7 separate regions of the Homo sapiens genome follow, and regions 2, 3, 4, 5, 6 and 7 are each linked to region 1. Evidence: chromatin contacts called from ENCODE Hi-C or POLR2A ChIA-PET data. All regions are on one chromosome and are shown on one strand. Each heading gives the region's core, a stretch centred on a gene start or an enhancer-like site at or near the end of the contact. The rest is flanking DNA. Distances are from core to core; before and after follow the strand shown.

Region 1 (2,899 bases), core at 113-2,612:
ATGGCAAGACATTGCGGAAAGGTGGAAGGATGTTGCGGAAAGGTGGAAGGATATTGCGGAAAGGTGGAAGGATATTGCGGAAAGGTGGAGGGGGAGGAGGCTGAGCAACAACTGTATACAAGTTGGGGAGGAGTAGAGAATGGACGTAATCATGTAAGGCAGAGAAGTCTGGACCCATGAGCCAAGGAAAGAGCAATAACCTGGACATCAGGATAGCTGCACTTCTCTTCTAACATGGACCTATCAGTTTATCTTTCTGGCCTTAGTTTTGTCATCTGAAAAATGAGACATCTGTATTAGAATCACTACATGTGCTTTATGTTTCACAATTCTTTTGGATATATTGATGCAATGTCCTGAGAAACTACACTACAGCTGAACCTAAGCAAATTAAAGGAAAAATAACAATAACTAATGTATATTATTATTTGTCTCAGGCATTCTAAGTAACTTGCCAATAGGTGGAGGGACCAAGATGCCAGCCCGGGCAGTCTGATTTCAGAGCCCATACTCTTTAACAACCATGCTGTAGAGTACTAAAGAACCGCTTGGATAGGGCATTTAAAGGAAGCAGGGTAGCTTTCCTATTCTGGAACGTGGTCTTGTAGATAATGGTTAACGCCAGTAAAGACTAAACCTTACCCTCACCTCATGACTATTGTGGGGTTGCCTCAACAGGTGGCAGCCTCCTCCCCCTATTCCAAAGACAACTTCCTTATTCAGAGCCCAGCGAAAGGGGAGATAGGTTTTGTTACGCCCCTAAGAAGCTCTTCCGGCCATTGCCCCACAGAACCGAAGTGCTGACAGAACCAAAGACGAAATGTGCCTATAGAAAGCTTTCTGGTATCATTATCTCGGTTCTCAGCTCTTCCTGGTTCTCACATGATGACCCAGCACCCGTATGCATACTTCATCTTATTACTTCCTTTTATTAAGCCCAGAGAGATACTGAGTAAAGAGAGCACGGGGAGAGAACAGAAAAACAAATGAACGGGTTAAGAGCAGGCTACAGGCCACAAGAGTCCTGCAGGGTTAGAGCCTGTACCTCAGACAAAGGTCCTTCAAGCATCCCCTTTCTCGCTCCCTATTGTTACCCTGCTTTCGTCCCGCTCAAGGTCTTGAAGCTAGTGCATAACCTTACAGCAGGATCAGAAATGCGGAGAGTAGCAGACACAAGCCGCAAGGGGGATACAACAAAATCTACTGCTCGTGCAAGATCCGACTTCCCAGACCCCTTCGCATTAGGGCGGAGCGTGCACCCGGCAGCCAATCCCCGCTTCCTCACGTCGCCGTATCCCCGCCCACCGCCCCTCCCGCTCCGCCCTTCCCTGGGGCTGGTGCGGCGGCGGAGACGTCAGCGCCAGGAGACTTCGGGTGGCGGCTGCGCCATAGGCGGGCCACGGCCTGGACGCGCTGCGGGGAGGGGCGGAGCGAGCGGGCGGGAGCGCGCGCTGGGCCCGCCTTGGCCGCCGCCGCTGTGCTGCCGCTGCCGGGGAATAATCTGGGCGGCAGCGGGCGGCCTCGGCTAGCGGCCACGAGCCACTTCTGCGGCTGCCCAGAGAAGCAAAGGTCACCAGTCCCAAGTCGTCCCCCTCTCCGCCCCCCAGGAGGGGCGAGAGGGAGCCGCAGCTGATGTCAGGTATGGCCGGCGGAGGCGCCCTCAGGCTACGGGTCCAAGGTCTCGTCTCCCCTCGCCCTCCCCCCTCTCCGGGTTGGTGGGGAAGCGTGGAGGATGGAACCAAACCCCGGGCGCGGCGGAACAGGTGTCTCGGGGTCAAAGCCGGGCTGGGGTCGTCCGGGCTCCTGAGGAAGGCGCGAGGACTTCCCGCTCCCGGAGCCTTAGCGATCTGCCACAGCGTTCGGCTGCGTACCCGGCCTCAATTTTGTGGACATGTACCCTCCTCTTCGTCGTGGGTCCTTCCCTTGTGCCCGCTCGCGCCCCTCTTCTGCTCGCGCGCTGCCTGGCGGCGCGGCGGGGCGCGCAGTGCGCCCGGACCGGACCACTTAGCGGTCCTGCCCCGCCGGGCCCTCCCAGTCCCTCCTCCCGGGCCCTCCCCGCCCCGCCGCAGACCTGTGGGTCCCGCCGGACTGGGCGCCCAGGTGTTGGGCACCTTCGCCGGGGAGCCACTCGGCTGCCGCGCCGCCTGAGCGCCCAGCGAGCGGGCTCCTTCCAGAGGTGCCTGGAGCTTGCTTGGGTCTAGCTTGGATCATCAGGTTTGTCTGTAGCTGATTTATTTCTTTAAGTTTCCCTGCCGCAGAGTGAAGCAGATACGTGTGTGTTGGGGCATTCGGGGCATGGAGGAGGAAGAAAGGCATTAAATTTTTTTTTTTTGCTTCTGCACCCCATTTTTCCCCAACAAATTGTGATGGAATTAGTAGGTGTTGACAAGTTGTCCATTTGCTTTGAATTTGGGTAAGTCGTACACTCTTAAAAGATGACCATAATTTAGCGCTGTGGATTTATTCTTTCCTGGTCCTTACCGTCTCCCCACCCCCCACCACCCCGCATTTAAAGCAAACAACAGTATCAGCAACAAAAAACCCACACATCCTGGAAAAATTCTCAAGATTTCTAACCTAGTTCTCTATATCCATTGTACATACTACTGTATTTCCTTTTAACGCTTTTTTAAGATAGAAAACTATTGTGCTAACCATGGATTGATTTCATTATGAATTTAAAAGTTATAAATTTAGAACCATAATGAATCAATGAATAATTGGCCGATGTGTAAGGGAGAGAAATATGTTAACTTACTAAAAGTTGGGCATAGAACATAGCTCTGCCAGGAAAAAGTGCGCATAATTTCAAGTTGCTTCATTCTGGTGTGAGTTTGGGAAGTTGGAATCCGAGTTTTTAGAAGGTATTTAGATGACAGCTTTTCACCCTCTTAGGTAA
Region 2 (2,899 bases), core at 291-2,790, 950 kb after region 1:
ATTGAAACCAAGTCAAGTCAATGTGTAGACCCTGGAGGAGCAGATAATTTCAAATGCACCTTGGAAATGACGTATGTTCCTTCTACAGTCGCTTTATACAGCCCTCCACTAAGTCAAACCCTCAGGGAGGCTTCACTACTTTAGTACAGATGTCTGTCCAGGGAAGATCATCATTAACATTAGCAAGAACAAATAATAAACTGTAAGCCTTCTAAAAATAACCACAGACTGTAATAGCTCCATCTTTGTTTTTATTGTTTAGGTTTTGTGCTATGGTGTTTATAATGGACTTTGGTGGTTTTTGCTAACTCAGCATCCCTTCCCTCTGCTTCTTCAGTTTTCCCTTTGGGAAAATGCCTTCTCCATGTGATCCTGGTGAGATGCCTCTGGAAATGACTCCTTACCCTCCACCCCAGTGAATGACTGATGAGGCTGGCCAGAGTCCTCCATCCCCCAGGCATGGTGATTGGCTCAGGGGTGGACACATGCCGGACACCTCCCGGAATTTGGTATATAGAAACTTAATGGAAGAGGGCCTCTCTTTCTTTGGGATTCCAAGCTCTAAAGATGCAAATTTCAGGCTCCCAGTGATAATGAAGTCAACACATAGAGGGAAACAGCCTCAAGAAGTGGAGAGAGAATCCTGACAACATTGTCTAAGCGCCTGGATCCAGCCTTGCTTGAAGCCAATCCACAACTGAGTGTCCCCATTACATGGATCAATACATTCTTTTTTGCTTTTAAAAATTTAAACCTAAACTATTTCAAATAGGGTTTTTCTATCACTTGCAATCAGAAAACTTTTTACTAATACATATCCTATTCAACTCAAACTTTTTAGTGACAGAAAAGAGAAAAGGACCCTTGGTGAGGATATTGCCTACAGCCAGTTCTAAATACAGATTTTGCCTACACTGAGGTCTACCAATGAATTTAGCCTTTTATTTGGCTTCTTGATTATTCAACAGCTAACAGGCCACACAGTGCACATTTTCTCTTTTAAGAGAACTTACTACTTAGCTAAAAGCAATGAAACTGGCACTGACTTGAACCATAAAACACAAAAACCTCCCAATTATTGCACTGATAATTAAGATGCTTAAAATTATTACACATAACACGTAAGAAAAATCTAACTACAAGTAGAAAAGGACGGGTTCAGGTCTGTAACCAGACAAGTTGAGACTTGAGAAATAGCTCTATAGTCAGTTGGCTCTTGAGAATCATGCTATCATTTTCTTTGAAAAAAATTCAACTCAACTGAGAGATAATGGAGACACATGCAGAGATGTGATAAGCTCTTTGGGAGAAACTCTAGTAAGAAACTCCCAACTGGAGTCAGGGCTTCCACCCATGCAGATGTGGACTGCTTCTGGGTTATGGTGCCCCAATCCTGCTTTTGTGTTAAAGGATGAACAAGGGTTGAGGATCTCTCAGGTGCCAAACCCACAGATGCTACACCAAGTTCCCTTCACTCTCTTGCAGGCTCCCAAGTCTCTGTGTTTACTTGCTTACCAGATAACCTAACTACAGACACTGCTGCAAAAATAAGAGCCAACAGACATGACGTACTCACATCCTCACCTGTCTCCAACTCCGTGACCTTGCAGGCATTGCCTCTCCTTTCTAAGATAAGCCCTCTCTATGCCCTCCCCTCCTTCCTGAAGCCTGCTCTGTTCCCACCATTATTCAGATCCAGCACCTTTAGTCTTTCATTTTCCAATGCTTCCTTCCCCTAGCCGCAGGAGATGTGTGCCTATCTCAACAATAATCAGCCTTCACTTGATGTTGCTCTCCACCCTCCCCTCACACTTTCAAGTTACTGTTCTGGTTTCTTCTTCCTTCCACAACCACATACTCTACTTTGGCTCTACTCTTTTCTCAGCTGCCTGTAATTAAGTTCCTGCCCCCACCCTATACTGAAATAGCTCTCTTGAAGGTCAGCAGTGAGATCCTCATTGCCAGTTCTGAGGCTCTTTTCCCAGGCCTTTACCTGTACAGCATCATTTGTACCACTGCCCAGCCTGGAAATGCTGCTATCTCCTGGGAGTCCCCATGAGGCGGCTCTCTCGGATGACCTCCCATCTCCCTGACAGTACCTTCTCCACTGCCTCCTCCTATTCTGGCTGCCCTTAAGGTTTCATCCCAAACCATCATACCTTCCCTACATTCTCTATAGAAGATCTTTTCTATTCTTAGGGTTCCAATGTCACCTCAGAAGGTTCTCCAATCTCTACCTCCAATTCCAAGTTCTTTCTGGAACTCCATTTGCAAATTCCTGTCTGGGAGCCCTTCTGGGTTTGCCCATTGGTGAAGCTGCTGGTGCTCCATAGAGGAACCCTCTTACTGTGTATCTTTGCTTAGTCTGTGTTATGGTTTGCATATCTGTCCCTTCCAAAACTCATGCTGATATTTAAACCCTAGTGCGGCAGCTTGAGAGGTGCGGCCTTTAAGAGGTGATTGGGTCATGAGGGCTCTGCCCTCACAAATGGGTTAACCCATTCATGGATTAATGAATTAATGGATTATCATGGGAGTGGGATTGGTAGCTTCTATAAGAAGAGGAACAGAGACCTGAGGGAGCACATTCGGCCCCCTCACTATGTGATGCCCTAAGCCGCCTTAGGACTCAGCAAAAAAGGCCCTCACCAGATGTGTCCCCTCAGAATTGGACATTTTAGCCCCTATAACTCTAAGAAATAAATTCCATTTCTTTCTTTTCTTTTCTTGTTTTTTCTTTATAGAGTCTCACTCTGTCATCCAGGCTGGAGTGCAGTGGTGCAACCATAGCACTCCAGGCTTGAATGCCTTCTGAGTAGCTGGGACTACAGGCACATGCCACCATGCCTGGCTAACTTTTAAAACTTTTGTAGAGATAGGGTTTTACTTTGTTGCCCTC
Region 3 (2,899 bases), core at 400-2,899, 930 kb after region 1:
GAGCAAACGCACCTTCCAAATGTCCACCTCTGCCATGCGGGATGCAGGCAGGTCCAGGTCATCTTCAAATGCAGATTGTTCAATCAGACAAATCCCTTTGCACTCTCTCTGACAATAGTTAGGGAATTCCAACTCCCGTGGCTGGTTGGCCAGTTAACATTTCCAAACCAGGGCCTGAAGCTCCGAGAATAACAAGCTCTTGTGTTAACAAACTCCCACCTGCACCCCAACCCCACTAATGGCCATAGCCCATGAAAAGCTGATCAAACCCTCGGGCCCTGCCACTTCACCACAACCAGGAAATAGCATAGTTATTTCAGAAATCAGACTGAATGGCTGAGGAAGCAAGGGGCTTTCCACTGTCTGCTGGAGGAATCTTTTCAAATCTGCTGGGTCAGGAGAAATATTATGGCCACTCTTTCTACCCTTCAAAGCAACAGGCCCAAAAGTGTTTGGCGCCCAGGCCTGGCTTCTCCTCTTCTCTCAGGGTCACTGCCTTCTTCAATCCTTTCCTGTTAAAAGGAGGGCCCTGACATGCCTTCCCTTCTCCCAGGGGGTCAATTCCCCTCACTCTTCAGCCTCATTGGAATACTCCCTTCTGCTCTTCCACCTAAACACCTGCCCTAACTTCCTGAATACCACGATTATACAGCCAAATTATTTTCCAGATGAGGAGAACATTTTCAAAAGAGTGCCTCATGCAAGTGATTTCTAAATAAGATGAAGGCTTTGTTTAAAATACATAAATCATTCCACATGAGAATCTAAGTTCATTGGCTTGGATGACCTGTGTTTTTTTCTTCTCCAACAGGTGGGAGTGTCAGAAACATGAAGAAAACGTCTCTGATGGGTGATCCTTCTAGCTGAGAGCAGCTAGGAATGTGCTTGCCATCTGGCTGAAAAGAGTCTCAGGAAGTGTTGGTAGGACAAGTTGCTAAAAGTGGTTAGTGAGGGGATAGAGGCAATGGGATTATATCAGTATAAACAGGGCCTTTGATCCTTTCATCAAAATGGCACTGAAATGCTAAGATAGTGTACCGATCACTTTATACTTCGGATTCCCCTCCCTCTTTTTGTAAAAAAAGTCTTTTGTAGATATTAATGTATCTACATGTAAAAATCAGTGTATCTATGATGGTGAGAAAACTATATCAAGACTAGTGGGTAATATGCAAGTTATTACTATGTAACATTGAATTCCATGTGCAATTAGCCCTGGAATCATCTGGTTTATCTTGATATGAGTATCAGAGACAAGAGAGCTCACTGTAGCTTAGTTGGAGGGGGAGTGGGCAGGGTATTGCCTAAAAAAAGGCAATACTGATTTCGCTGGATTAGCCTATCTCTATTCTTGCTAGAGGATATCAAAATATCTTAAAGACGACTCTAGTGAAAAGATGCTACATGCTTGTTTCCCCTTCCTTCTAACCTCCTCAAGGGTCTTAGGAGGTCTTCTGAGCGTTCTCATGGCCTTGCCGTGAGGAGCCAGTGATTGTGCTTTGGGACAATCCTCACATTCCCCAGGCAGCCACTGTTGGAGACAAAGCAGGTGCAACTTATTTGCATAACACTTAAAAGAGCATCATGGGAACATTTTTTGATGATAATGGAGTACACACTTCCTTCAACTTCCTGTGGCCAACAAGAGAAAGTCAGTGATACCAAAGAAACAGAGCTAGAGCTGCAAACACAGATGATATCTTCAGTCGAGCAGAGGCTCCCTTGGGGGACCTGTCCCAAAAGAGAACAGATCTCATGAACTTGAAATGACCTCTTTTGACAACTATGAAACCTGGCCCTTTCTGAGGTGCACAAATTAAATGCCCTATTTGGTGGTGGCAATGGTATTTCTGGCTAAAAATAGCAAACCTCAGAGGCCTTTCATACCTTGGTATTTCCAACCAAACTTGGGGACCACCCAACCACATGTAGATATTTGACTCATCCACATTAGGTACAATTTGATAAAGGGAATTATGAATGAGGACATTAAGCCAGAAAAAGAAGTCAGAATGTAATTTCTGGGATTATGCGAAATTCTCCATCTCATAGCCCTGTCTTGAGCCCTAGATGTTCAAATGGAAATTAGCAAAGTAGTACAGAAAACAGGTTAGGCCACTGGAAAGGAAGGCAGCTGTCATTTCAGAGAGACAAAATGCTGTTATTACCTTTCACTGCAGGGCTGTTGTCATTTGGACTGCTTGTCTTTGGTACTGGCCATGGAGTAGGAGGGGGATTGACATTGCTCTCTGACCAGTCTAATATTCAAAACCAGAGCATATCAGATCTAGTGAAGAAGTCACATGGACCCACCAGTTGATGGCCACATCCGTGGTTGCCTCCGAATAAAAATAAGACATTTCTCCCATGTTCCTCATACTGGAATACATTTGAGGAGATAGGAGATATGCATCATCGAACCCAATCCAAAAATATGAAAAATGAAGGAAAAGGTTAGATTCTGAAAAGCAAATAAACTATTGCTATGGATAAGGCATCTTTGCTTTTTAGCTTTATTTATGCCCATTTTTCTTCTCAAGCACAATCGTTTCATGATCATACCAAAGATTATCAGTGGTGCTCTAAGGAAAGCAGGTGCCTTGTTTTTCTGTCACAAATGGGGAAAAGCTTAAAAAAGAGAACACCATTAAATGAAGCAATAGGACTAGTAACTGCACATCTTCTCGACTTCCAATATGATCCAGTCCTTTTATTTTCTACACAGCTAATTTAAATTGGGAGATTTAATTAATACAGATAAGTAAATAACAGTCCAGTCCAAATATATGAGGGGGAAAGAAATCCCTCGTTAACTTTATGCCCCCCATTACAATGGTATTTGGCTTGTGATATGGTTAGGCTTTGTGTCCCCACCCAAATCTCACCTTGAACTGTAATC
Region 4 (2,899 bases), core at 191-2,690, 800 kb after region 1:
AGATTGGTTTATATTAGCTAATTATAAACAAAATGTATTTATAATATCTTTCGAAGTTTTGTAAGTGTCATTTTATTTCTTCTAAAGTATTCTTGGAGTTACTCTGACACATTGACCTTAAAAGAATCAATCAACAGTCCTCTTCCTGCTTTATGTCAGATCATTTAAGTGTCTAGGACTTAACTAAACTGGTGTTGGCAAACATTGCTAAATGCAGTTTCATTAGTATTGCAAAAGTGAGGATTTAGACTGTGCTCAGAGATTAGATTTTTGAAAAAAGCTACAGTATTCTGCAATATTTCGATCATAGAGCTTAAAAAGTGTATTTCAAAGGTCTATTAATACTTTACATGCCAGAGTGACCTCTTAGTTTGTAAAAAAAACGCATTCAGGGAATTGCATTTGCTCACTTTTTATCTTTTTAGGTAACAAATAGTGGGTCAAATTCTTAGCAGATTTTAAATGAGTTATCCTTGTTCAGAAATATGCTATTGTCACTGAGTTTTAGATTTTATATATGAATTGTTTATTTCTAAGTTAGCTTGAGCTTTTTCTGGTGTTCTGTTTTGAAGTTGCCACTCTGTTTATGTGTATTTTTCTTTCATTAGATGAAGCTTGAAATATTAATTGGTTCATCCTATGGTTTCTATAACATACTTACATCTAACGTATCTTGCTGCCTTTACCTATTATAATATTATACTATAGTTTAGCCTAGGATGATGTCACTGGCCCTTTCTTTCTATGCATACATATACATTAGTGCAGAAGTCTGAACTGTATTGTTGAATGTGGCTTCTTGTGTAGTAATGTAGTAATATGTAGTAATAATACTGTGTAGTAATCTTGGGCAGTGATGCCTTGTGAGGCTGTTGAGATAAGGAGGAATTGGCTTTGTCTAAATATCTGCTATTGCTGAGCTAGAATGGGAAGTGACAAACTTTTCATGTGTTATGTCACCATTTACCTGAAACTTTGGTTGAATGCAGTGACCCATTTTTCTTTCTCTTCTTTTATTTTTTCTTTATCTTTCTGTCTTTCTGTCTTTCTTTCTGGCAGTGTCTCGCTGTGTCACCCAGGCTGAAGCACAGTGGCACAATCTTGGCTCACTGTAACCTCTGCCTCCTGCCTCAGCCTCCCAAATAGCTGGGACCATGGGAGTGTGCCAGCACACCTGGCTAATTTTTTGTATTTTTAGTAGAGATGGGGTTTCGAACTCCTGGCCTCAAGTGATCCACCTGCCTTGGCCTCCCAAAATGCTGGGATTATAGGTGTGAGCCACTGGACCTGGCCCTATTTTTCTTTCTTATAATCAGACTTTACCTATTTTCAGTTTCTATTGACTTTTAGTTTTTGCCTTAAAGAATATTAGTGACCTCACCAGGGCTTATAGCTGAGGAGAAGTGGGTGCCATGGCGGTTCTACTGGAGACTACTGTGGGCAATGTGGTTGTCAATTTGCACACTGAGCAGCAGCCTTGCAACTGTGAACTTTTTGAGAGCAGGTACCACAGTTTAATGGCATTTGTGATGGCAGTGCCAAGCATCTAGAAGGTACTCGCCTGCTTTAATTTCTTGAGATATTACAAAATAAAATATTACAGTTATTGCCTTATTCACAGTATACAAAGGTATTTTATCATACAAACTGTTGATCCTACAGGGACTGGTCATGGAGGAGAGTCTATTTTTGGCCTAGGATTGTATGGTGATCAAGCAAGCTTTTTTGAGACAGAAAACGTCCCAAGAATTAAGCACAAGAAGAAGGGCACAATGTCCATGGTGAATAATGACAGTGATCAACATGGATCTCAGTTTCTTATCACTACAGGAGAAAATCTAGATTACCTTGATGGTACCATACAGTATTTGGTGAGGTGACAGAAGGCATTGACATAATTAAGAAAATAAATGAGACCTTTGTTGACAAGGACTTTGTACCATATCAGGATATCAGGATAAATTATATAGTGATTTTAGATGGTCCATTTTGATGACATTCCTGATTTATTAATCCCTGATCAATCACCAGAACCTACAAGGGAACAATTAAAGAGTGGTAGAGTTGACACAAATGAAGAAATTGATCATTTCAAACGAAGGTCAGCCGAAGAAGTAGAAGAAATAAAGGCAGAAAAAGAAGCTAAAACTCAGGCTTTACTTTTAGAGATGGTGGGAGACCTACCTGATGCAGATATTAAACCTCCGGAAAAATCTGTGTATGCAAATTGAATCCAGTGACCACAGATGAGGATCTGGATATAATACTCTCTAGATTTGGGCCAATAAGAAGTTGTGAAGTTATCTGGGACTGGAAGACAGGAGAAATCCTCTGTTATTTCTTTCTTTCTTTCTTTCTCTTTTTTTCTTTCTTTCTTTCTTTCTCTCTCCCTCTTTCTCTCTTTCTTTCTGTCTCTCTTTCTTTCTTTCTTTTTTTGTTGAGATGGAGTCTCACTCTGTTGCTTAAGCTGGAGTGCAGTGGCACGATCTCGGCTCACTGCAGCCTCTGCCTCCTGGGTTCAAGTGATTCTCCTCCCTTAGCCTCCCAAGTAGCTGGGACTACAGGCGTGTGCCACCACACCTGGCTAATTTTTGTATTTTTAGTAAAGACAGGGTTTTGCCATATTGGCCAGGCTGGTCTCGAATTCCTGACCTCAGGTGATTCACTTGCCCTGGCCTCCCAAAGTGCTGGGATTACAGATGTATGCTTTTATTGAATTTGAAAAGGAAGAAGATTATGAGAAAGCCTTCTTCAAAATGGACAATATACTTATAGATGACAGAAGAAAACATGGATTTTAGCCAGTCTGTTACAAAGGTTAAATGGAAGGAAAAAGTGGGAAATACACCAAGAGTGATTTAAAGGAGTATACAAAGGAACAGGATAAACCATCTAATTT
Region 5 (2,899 bases), core at 247-2,746, 760 kb after region 1:
TGTTTTGATTTTGAACCTTTCACTAGCCAAAGAGATTGGATTACTATGCTTGGTTCAATAGTAATCAGGACTCATTCCGAGAGCTGGGGTCAATTCCAGAAACTACATTGTTGTTGAGGAGTGAAACACGATGTCCACTGTAATTGGCCATAACCATAGGAAAGAAATGGTCAACTTTAGGATTGAGGGAGATAGAAGAAAATAAAGACAGCTGTGAGGCATCATTTTTCAACTCAAATTTAAAGCTGGCTTTTAAAATTACACCATTCACTGAAAATGGATTATAAATTGATTTAACTTTTCTGGAGGGCAATTTGGCAATATATGAAGCACCTTTAAAACATTTATGACAAATTTTGGAAAGTATACATATGTGTAGAAATAAGGAAACACAAAAATGTTCATGTGGCTGCCACTAAGTGGTAAGTTTATAGATGATTTTAATTTTCTTTTTAATATTTTCCATAGTTTTTAAAAACAGGCCTAATTACATTTATTTAAACACAAAGAACGTGAAGTAACCTGTTATTTAAGAACATGGACAAATTCCAGTCAAGAATATCCTCTAGAAGCTTGAGAGGTGGGAAAAGTAGTTTGGGGGATTTATTTGCTCTCTCAAGGTGATGAAAAGAAAAATATCTGAATCAAAGAGTCTGAGTTATGGAATTCTCTGCTTCTGGGGTTCTAGTGCAGCCCCGTTGGTCTGGAATTCAGGAAAAAAGATACAAGGCATAAAATCCCACAGAAAGTTACACAGTTGCAACAGAACATTTAGCATTTATTGCTTGTTCTTCTAATTAAACCTCTAATTCAACTCACTAGGCCCTTGCCTGCTAGCTTTAGTGAGTAAAGTTGAGACCATGTGACTGGACTTAGCTTGATTTAATGTCATGTTCATTGAGGAGAATGGTTGGACTTTTTTTTAAAAAACATGAGCATAGGAAATATCTGAAGTCACTTTTAACACTAGTCTGAACATGTAGGATAAAGGAATGTGTGTTACTGAATTGGGATTTCCAATAGATATTTAACCCAATGTGATTTGGTGATGATGTTCTTTCTTCAGATTTAATTTCATAATTTCCTCACTTATCTCAGACCACTCCCTCAGTTCGCTTTCTGCCTTAACTATCACCTCTAAGTAACATGGGATAAGTCACTTAACCTTTGCTGTATCCTTTCAAAAATAGGCCTCTGTCACGGAATTTCCTCTCTCTAAACATCTCTAAAGTTCTGTTGGTGTGAAGAATTAGTACGTCTCTTCTGGTTATATGAATTTAAGAAAGCATTTAGGTTAATGAGGGAAAATTGAATTTTAATGGTCCTCCCTTAAAAGGCTTTACAAAAGATTTTTTAGCTAGATGAGGTGGGAATATATATGCTAGCACCAGATTCCACTTATCAGTCATCCAGCAGTTACAGCAAGCCAGCAGCTCTGCCTGCGCCTGAGTTGGCCATGTATAGACAAGTGAGGACTGCAGAGGCAGGAAATATGGGGTTACGTTGATTTCCCTCTATTAGCAGCAGCTTAAACCGGCATGCTGGGCAGCACTGTCTCCTATTGGCTACAGCTGCTGAGAGCAGCAGGATGAGGGTTGACCTATATCTGTCAGGTGTAGGTCAAACCCTGAATTTTTGTTGCAAACTTCAGTCTTCTAGAACGCCAAGTTTCACTTGTGCTCAACCACATACAATATTTTTATCAGGATCTGTGATATACTCCACCTGCAAAGAGCTTGCATCTGTGGGTTTCCCTCTCTGGATTCTTTTGCTTTCTTTCTTGCTGCCTCTCCCTCCTGTCACCCTCTTACCATTTTTGTCCCCTGCTTCCGTGTCATCCTCTGGCTGAGAAGGGTTGAGATGGTCACAGCTGTGCTCCTTCTAGTAATCACAGTAACACCAGCCCTTCTCTGCCTGCCCCAGTTTCCATCTGACCAAGCTGTGCCCGTTCCTTTCAGTTGCAGTTATTGCCCCAGGTTGGCACAGCCTGTGCACATATGTGCTCCTCTGGGCCACCATGGTTTCGGAATGTGTCAGTTGCTAATTACAACTGCAGCTGTGCACAGAAATACAGCACACATTCAAAATGTGGGTCCTAAAGTTCCTACACAGTAAATATTTCTTGATAGTTTTAAGGCCATTTTTTTTCTTATTTTTTTTTTGTAAAGATAGACTTTTAAGTATTTAGACATGTATTTTTCTAGATGAGAGAATAAACTACTTGAATTTTCATTTATTCAGCCACCATCTAACTGTGACAAAGGTCCTTTCCCTCTGCCTTTGGTCTCAGTCAATATATGTATGTTGTTTTGGGACTTAATTGGTATTGTGTTTTTATTTATTTACACTGACATCACAATGTGAAACTTACCATAGTCAGTCCTGCCTTCATACTAAAGCATCAGTACACTGTGGGCTTCCACTTACAATGCAGAAACTGCATTCCATGACCCGTTATCATTTCTTCACTGAGGCCTTGTAGTAATAGTAAAGAAGCCCAAATGCTGGAAAAATTATTCTAGAACCTCAGGTCCCCATGCGTACAAACTACATCACAGTAATTTGAGATGGAAAAGACCTATTAAGTCATCCCACTGATTCTCTGAGGACCTGCGGTGTTTTTTCCCTCTCCAACAGGCTGATCTACTTTTTAATGGCTTTTCCAACTGTAAATGGCACAAGTGATGGGGTTTCCACCCTTCCCAAGGCTGTACAGCCTATAATAGATCTCTCCATTAGGGCCTGTGACTCGTTCAGCTGCCTAAATCATCTTTGTTTTGACTTTCATTTACCATCACTCCTCCTGCTGTCCCCTTGCACACTAAATAATTTCTCTCTGTCCCCACTATTTACACCCTTCAAGTACTTGTTGCCCATGAGCCAGTCCCGTTAGAGCCAC
Region 6 (2,899 bases), core at 258-2,757, 730 kb before region 1:
CAGCCTGGGCAACGATATGAGACTCCGTCTCAAAAAAAAAAAAAAAAAAAAAAAAAAAAAAAAAGAAATAAAAGGAGTTAATATTTTCCAAAACAAGGCAAGGTTCACTTTGGAATATAATTTTCTTTTTGTAGAGACAGGGTCTTGCTATGTTGCCCAGACTGGTCTTGAACTCCTGGCTTCAAGTGATCTTCCTGCCTTGGCCTCCCAAAGTGCTGGGATTACAGGCATGAATCACTGCACCTGGCCTGGAATATAATTGCCAACAATAAAAGATCTAGGCCCGGCACGGCGGCTCACGTCTGTAATCCTAGCACTTTGGGAGGCCAAGGCAGGAGGATCACTTGAGCACAAGAGTTGGACACTAGCCTGGGCAACACGGTGAGACTCCATCTCTACAAAAAATAGAAAAAGTTAGCTGGGCGTGGTGGCACGAGTCTGTGGTCCCAGCTACTTGGAAGAGTGAAGTGGGAAGATCGCTTGAGCCCAGGAGGTTGAGGCTGCAGTGAGTGGTGATCGCACCACTGCACTCCCGCCTGGGTAGCAGAGTGAGACCCTGTCTCAAAAAAATAAAAAGAAAAGGGGTCTCACTATGTTGCCCAGGTTGGTCTCAAACTCCTGCCCTCAAGCAATCCTCCCGTCTCAGCCTCTCAATGTGCTGAGATAACAGGCGTGAGCCATGGCGCCCAGCCAAGAATCTACTTTTGCATAACAATGATTCATTCCCTGCACAGATCCTCTGGGAACAGACTTCAGGTACCAATGCCACTTCCCACTGATTCCACACTTTGAAAGACAACAGCGTTGTATGTTGAGCCTGTCTGCTTCTCACGAAATGCAGCCACAACCGGCTCGGTATTTTTTCCTATCCTTCGTGTTGCAGATTCAAGTGCCCCGTACAAAGGGAAGGAAGGGCACAAGTGGCTGCTCCCGCCTCAAGAAAGGAGAACTCGAGGCCAAGGCTTTTGCCGGCGGTAACACCCTCGTGGCACCCCAGGGCCAGGTCTCGGCGCTGCACACAAAGGGGTGCTCGCGTCCTGCTGCGCGGACTTCGAAACCCCCTGTTTGTCCCCCGGGGTCAGCCCACACACTCTGGGGGCTTCGGTTTGTCATCCGTCAAATGGACACAGCACCACTGCCCACCTCTTCGGGCAGTGGTGAGAACTCGATAAGAGGATGCGTGGCCAGCGCTGGGACCGCGACAGTGCTTGGGAAGCCACTTCTGTCACCGTCTCAAGGGACAGCTCGCCCCCCGCTCCCTCTCCGGTGGGCTCCACCGCCCCCGTAGCCGCCGTCCTTACCACAGCACTCGCACGACCAGCTCGAAGAACCCTGGGAAGACCAAGTCGTCGCTGGCGATGGCCCAGCGCCGGCCGAAGAGTACCATCCCCGGCATGGCGAAGGTCCCGTAGCTCGCACTCAGGAGAGACCCCGCGCGCCGTTCACCGAGAACAAACCAGCACCCTCCGGACGCCGCCACCAAATTATCGGCGCTCAAGCGCAAACGCAGCGAGGGCGGGGACCTGCGCATGCTCACGCTGAGGCCGAGATCGGCGCAAGCGCACTGAGCCCTACACCGCCTCTTCCGCCGGAGCTGTCTGCGCCTGCGCAGAAACGCTGATCCGGAAGGCGCTGGCTGAGTCGATTGCAGGTCTGCCGGTCGGTGAAATCCGTTCTGGTATTTTCTTTTTCTTTTTCGTGAAGAGTGCAGTGATATCCGTTCTGGTGATATTTCCTTTTCCTTTTTTTTTTTTTTTTTTTTTTTTTTTTTTTTTTTTTTTTGGTGACGGAGTCTCGCTCTGTTCCCAGGCTGGAGTGCAGTGGGTGTGATCTCGGCTCACTGCATCCTCCGCCTCCCGGGCTCAAGCGATTCACCTGTCTCAGGCTCCGGTGTAGCTGTGATTACAGGAGCGCGCCACCACGGCTAATTTTTGTATTTTTAGTAGAGACGAAGTTTCACCATGTTGGCCAGGCTGGTCTCGAACCCCTGACCTCAAGTGATCCGCCCGCCTGGGCCTCTCAAAGTGCTAGGATTACAGGCGTGAACCACTGCGCCCGGCCCTGTTTGTCTGTTTGTTTAAGGCAGCGTATGGCTCTGTCGTTCAGGGTGGAGTGCAGTGGCGCAATCATGACTCACTGCAGCCTTGAACTCCTGAATGCCGCCTTGAATTCCTGGATTCCAGCGACTCTCCCACCTCAACCTCCTGAGTAGCTGAGACCAAAGGCACGTGCCACACTCCCGGCTAATTTATTTTTATTTATTTATTTATTTATTTATTTATTTATTTAGAGACATAGTTTTGCTCTTGTTGCCCCAGGCTGGAGTGCAATGGCGCGATCTTGGTTCACCACAACCTCCATCTCCTGGGTTCAAGCGATTCTCCTGCCTCAGCCTCCTGAGTAGCTGGGATTACAGGCATGTGTCACCATGCCCAGCTAATTTTGTATTTTTAGTAGAGATGGGGTTTCTCCATAAATTTTCCTATTTTTTGTAGAGACCGGAGTCTCACTCTGTTGCCCAGGCCGGTCTTGAACTCCTGGCCTCAAACCATCCTCCCGCCGCAGCCTCCCAAAGTGCTGGTATTACAGGCGTGAGCCACTACACCTGACCGAAATTTTCATTTTATAAGGAGGGACGCTTCAGGCCTGGAGGAATTAGCTAGCCTAGAGACCCAGGCTGTCAATGGCAGGTGTGGGACTCATATCCCGTTCTGTGAGACTTGCAAGCATGGGACAACATTGCTTCCATCTGTGCCCCTTGCTGTAAGGAGCCCGTGTTAGGAACCCCTCGAGTTCAGGGTCTGAAACCACCCTGCAGCTGGCGGGGTGGAGTCTGAGCGCTTTTCAGTACCCCCACTGCCCCACCCTGGTCTGAGCCACCTTCATCTCCTGCCTGGGC
Region 7 (2,899 bases), core at 202-2,701, 670 kb before region 1:
ACCCTCTCTGTGCCTCAGTTTCCTCATTTGTAAAATGGGGATAAAAATAGCATCTACCTCATAGAGCTGTTGTGAAGATTAAAACACACAGAGCAGGCCTGGCGTGGCGGCTCACGCCTGTAATCCCAGCACTGTGGGAGGCCGAGGCGGTTGGATCACCTCAGATCGGGAGTTCAAGACCAGTCTGGCCAACATAGTGAAACCCCCTCTCTACTAAAAATACAAAAATTAGCTGGGCGTGGTGGCATGTACCCTCAGTCCCAGCTACTCAGGAGGCTGAAGTAGGAGAATCGCTTAGACTGGGAGGCGGAGGTTGTAGTGAGCTGAGATTGCGCCACTGCACTCCAGCCTGGGTGACAGAGCAAGACTCTGTCTCAAAAAAACCCAAAAAACCAAAAAACATATAGAGCAGGCCAGGCATGGTGGCTCATGCCTATAATCCCAGCACTTTGGGAGGCTGAGGCAGGCGAATCATCTGAGGTCGGGAGCTCAAGATCAGCTTAGCCAACATGGTAAACCCTGTTTCTACAAAAAAATACAAAAATGTGGTAGGCATGTTGGTGTGCACCTGTAATCCCAGCTACTCAGGAGGCTGAGGCAGGAGAATCGCCTCGCCTGAGCTCGGGGAGGCGGAGGTTGCACCGAGCCAAGATTGCGCCACTACACTCCATCCTGGGCCACAGAGCGAGACTCTGTCTCAAAAAAATAAATAAATAAACAAAAATAAAAATAGGCTGGGGGTGGTGGCTCACGCCTGTAATCCTAGCACTTTGGGAGGCTGAGGTGGGTGGATCACGAGCTCAGGAGTTCGAGACCAGTCTGGCCAACGTGGTGAAACCCCCTCTCTACTAAAAATACAAAAATCAGCCAGGCGTGGTGGTGTGTGCCTGTAATCCCAGCTACTCGGGAGGCTGAGGCAGCAGAATCGCTTGAACCCGGGAGGTGGAGGTTGCAGTGAGCTGAGATCGCGCCATTGCACTCCAGCCTGGGTGACAGAGCAAGACCCCGTCTCAAAATAATAATAATAAAAAATAAATAAATAAATAAATAAAAATAAAGTAGGAGAATATCTTTTGACCTAGAAGCAGGGAAGAGCTTAAAATTTCAAAAGCCAAAACTGTGGGCGGCAAGCCACCCAGATGCCAAGGCAAGAGACCGAGGGCACAAGCTGTTCCAATATAATAAAGAAAATACATAGAATAAGAATAGTTATACTAGAAATAGATTATAGATATGTATATGAATATTATTAATAATTAGTTTGTAGCATTACTGTTTATTCCAATATTATAATAATCTTTGTCCTACAATTATAACCTAGGAGAAACCAGGCCATACAGAGATAGGAGCTGAAGGGACACGGTGAGAAGTGACCAAAAGACAAGAGTGTGAGCCCTCCGTTATGCCTGGACAGGGCCACTAGAGGGCTCCCTGGTCTACTGGTAACGCCAGTGCCTGGGAAGGCACCCGTTGCTTAGCAGACCGGGAAAGGGAGTCTCCCTTTCCTGGTGGAGTTAAAGAAGACTCTGCTCCACCACTGCTTGCCCGCCCGCAGCCACCCAGAGGCCTAACGCTGTCCCTGTGATGCTGTGCTTCAGTGGTCACGCTCCTGGTCCGCATTCATGTTCTGCCCTGTGCACTCGGCTCCACCTTCTAGATAGCAGCAGCAGAATTAGTGAAAGTACTAAAGTCTTTAAAATGCATAGAAGAAATAATTACGTAAGCTGTCCCCTCTTTCTCTCCGCCTCAGCTACCAAATAGGGAAGGGCCCCCTGTCTGGCGGACACGTGACTCACATGACCTTACCTATCATTGGAGATGACTCTCACTCCATACCCTGCCCCTTTGCCTTGTACACAATAAATAACAGCACGGCCAGGCATTCGGGGCCACTACTGGTCTCCGCGTCTTGGTGGTAGTGGTCCCCCGGGCCCAGCTGTCTTTTCTTCTATCTCTTTGTCTTGTGTCTTTCTTTCTTTTTTTTTTTTTTGAGACAGTCTGGCTCTGTCACCCAGGCTGGAGTGCAGTGGCACAATCTCGTCTCACTGCAAGCTCCGCCTCCCAGGTTCACACCATTCTCCTGCCTCAGCCTCCCGAGTAGCTGGGACTACAGGCGCCTGCCACCACGCCCGGCTATTTTTTTTTTGTATTTTTAGTAGAGACGGGGTTTCACCATGTTAGCCAGGATGGTCTCGATCTCCTGACCTCGTGATCTGCCCATCTCAGCCTCCCAAGGTGCTGGGATTACAGGCATGAGCCACCGCGCCCAGCCGTCTTGTGTCTTTATTTCTACGATCTCTCATCTCCGCACACGAAGAGAAAAACCCACAGGCCCTGTAGGGCTGGACCCTACACAAAACTATAAGACCAAAAATGTGGTGAGTTTGATTATGCAAAATCAAGGTTATCTATTCAAGGAAGCCCAACTTAGACACATTCATATTAGACACAACAGACCTAATAACAGAAGTAACAAATGGGAGAGAAATTTACAATGTTCAAAATCAAGGAGAAATCAGCATCTAAAATATACAAAGGTGTCCAGCCGTCGTGGCTCACAAGTCATCCCAGCACTTTGGCAGGCTGAGGCAGGGGGATCACCTGAGTCAGGAGTTCGAGACCAGCCTGGCCAACATGGTGAAACCCCATCTCTACTAAAAGTACAAAAATTAGCCAGGCATGGTGGTGGGCGCCTGTAATCCCAGCTACTCAGGAGGCTGAGGCAGGAGACACACTTGAACCGGGAAGGCAGAGGTTGAAGTGAGCCAAGATCATGCCACTGAACTCCAGCCTGGGCGACAGAGCAAAACTCTGCTTCAAAATAAATAAATAAATAAATAAATAAATAAAATAAAATATACAAGGGGCTGGGAGCAGTGGCTCACACCTGTAATCCCAG

The links. A loop is a pair of places that touch in the nucleus more often than their neighbours do. ChIA-PET counts read pairs that join two places held with the same protein, here RNA polymerase II (POLR2A). Pooled maps may share reads with other maps.
Region 2: a map of CD4-positive, alpha-beta T cell shows a loop between it and region 1 (6-fold over the local background). The contact joins the enhancer-like site here to the promoter of C1GALT1 in region 1. A Hi-C loop is called at or near these places in 5 of 168 maps with a recorded cell type or tissue (CD4-positive, alpha-beta T cell, CD4-positive, alpha-beta memory T cell, CD8-positive, alpha-beta T cell and 1 more), 10 of 37 single-sample maps with no recorded cell type and 14 of 50 pooled maps. POLR2A ChIA-PET finds 5 or more read pairs at or near these places in 2 of 52 experiments (CD4-positive, alpha-beta memory T cell and activated CD4-positive, alpha-beta memory T cell).
Region 3: a pooled map shows a loop between it and region 1 (5-fold over the local background). The contact joins the enhancer-like site here to the promoter of C1GALT1 in region 1. A Hi-C loop is called at or near these places in 2 of 168 maps with a recorded cell type or tissue (CD4-positive, alpha-beta T cell and naive thymus-derived CD4-positive, alpha-beta T cell), 3 of 37 single-sample maps with no recorded cell type and 12 of 50 pooled maps. POLR2A ChIA-PET finds 5 or more read pairs at or near these places in 1 of 52 experiments (activated CD4-positive, alpha-beta memory T cell).
Region 4: a map of natural killer cell shows a loop between it and region 1 (2.8-fold over the local background). The contact joins the enhancer-like site here to the promoter of C1GALT1 in region 1. A Hi-C loop is called at or near these places in 2 of 168 maps with a recorded cell type or tissue (CD4-positive, alpha-beta T cell and natural killer cell), 1 of 37 single-sample maps with no recorded cell type and 2 of 50 pooled maps. POLR2A ChIA-PET finds 5 or more read pairs at or near these places in 2 of 52 experiments (PC-9 and activated naive CD4-positive, alpha-beta T cell).
Region 5: a map with no recorded cell type shows a loop between it and region 1 (6-fold over the local background). The contact joins the enhancer-like site here to the promoter of C1GALT1 in region 1. A Hi-C loop is called at or near these places in 1 of 37 single-sample maps with no recorded cell type and 6 of 50 pooled maps. POLR2A ChIA-PET finds 5 or more read pairs at or near these places in 1 of 52 experiments (activated CD4-positive, alpha-beta T cell).
Region 6: a map of naive thymus-derived CD4-positive, alpha-beta T cell shows a loop between it and region 1 (7-fold over the local background). The contact joins the promoter of DAGLB here to the promoter of C1GALT1 in region 1. A Hi-C loop is called at or near these places in 1 of 168 maps with a recorded cell type or tissue (naive thymus-derived CD4-positive, alpha-beta T cell), 1 of 37 single-sample maps with no recorded cell type and 8 of 50 pooled maps. POLR2A ChIA-PET finds 5 or more read pairs at or near these places in 1 of 52 experiments (WTC11).
Region 7: a pooled map shows a loop between it and region 1 (4-fold over the local background). The contact joins the enhancer-like site here to the promoter of C1GALT1 in region 1. A Hi-C loop is called at or near these places in 3 of 168 maps with a recorded cell type or tissue (B cell, ascending aorta and naive thymus-derived CD4-positive, alpha-beta T cell) and 13 of 50 pooled maps.

The regions. Positions count from the first base shown.
Region 1 is chr7:7,181,182-7,184,080 of GRCh38, forward strand. C1GALT1 (core 1 synthase, glycoprotein-N-acetylgalactosamine 3-beta-galactosyltransferase 1) reads left to right here and starts at 1,363. Exons shown (of 4, transcript NM_020156.5): 1 at 1,363-1,639. RefSeq lists silencers at 1,103-1,712, 1,933-2,152.
Region 2 is chr7:8,130,576-8,133,474 of GRCh38, forward strand. All of the region lies in intron 12 of ICA1 (islet cell autoantigen 1), which reads right to left. Among named protein-coding and RNA genes, the nearest start is that of ICA1, 130 kb to the right of the region's middle. Within about 2 kb of position 1,541, at least 6 of the 41 ENCODE cell types and tissues checked have a DNase peak (open chromatin) inside an H3K27ac peak, as active enhancers do; they include CD4-positive, alpha-beta T cell and CD8-positive, alpha-beta T cell, where a contact is called at or near this core.
Region 3 is chr7:8,114,067-8,116,965 of GRCh38, forward strand. All of the region lies in intron 13 of ICA1 (islet cell autoantigen 1), which reads right to left. Among named protein-coding and RNA genes, the nearest start is that of ICA1, 150 kb to the right of the region's middle. RefSeq lists enhancers at 177-276, 297-486. Within about 2 kb of position 1,650, at least 4 of the 41 ENCODE cell types and tissues checked have a DNase peak (open chromatin) inside an H3K27ac peak, as active enhancers do.
Region 4 is chr7:7,978,902-7,981,800 of GRCh38, forward strand. The region is part of intron 1 of GLCCI1 (glucocorticoid induced 1); the gene reads left to right. It also overlaps the pseudogene LOC100421597. Among named protein-coding and RNA genes, the nearest start is that of GLCCI1, 12 kb to the left of the region's middle. Within about 2 kb of position 1,441, at least 2 of the 41 ENCODE cell types and tissues checked have a DNase peak (open chromatin) inside an H3K27ac peak, as active enhancers do; they include natural killer cell, where a contact is called at or near this core.
Region 5 is chr7:7,943,220-7,946,118 of GRCh38, forward strand. No RefSeq gene overlaps it. Among named protein-coding and RNA genes, the nearest start is that of GLCCI1-DT, 24 kb to the right of the region's middle. RefSeq lists an enhancer at 1,575-1,784 and a silencer at 1,995-2,044. Within about 2 kb of position 1,497, at least 10 of the 41 ENCODE cell types and tissues checked have a DNase peak (open chromatin) inside an H3K27ac peak, as active enhancers do.
Region 6 is chr7:6,446,447-6,449,345 of GRCh38, forward strand. DAGLB (diacylglycerol lipase beta) reads right to left here and starts at 1,508. Exons shown (of 15, transcript NM_139179.4): 1 at 1,302-1,508. The coding sequence starts at 1,396. RefSeq lists an enhancer at 1,716-1,765.
Region 7 is chr7:6,515,085-6,517,983 of GRCh38, forward strand. All of the region lies in intron 7 of GRID2IP (Grid2 interacting protein), which reads right to left. LOC101927325 (a long non-coding RNA gene) reads left to right here. Exons shown (of 5, transcript XR_007060200.1): 5 at 1,322-1,951. Among named protein-coding and RNA genes, the nearest start is that of KDELR2, 32 kb to the left of the region's middle. Within about 2 kb of position 1,452, at least 2 of the 41 ENCODE cell types and tissues checked have a DNase peak (open chromatin) inside an H3K27ac peak, as active enhancers do.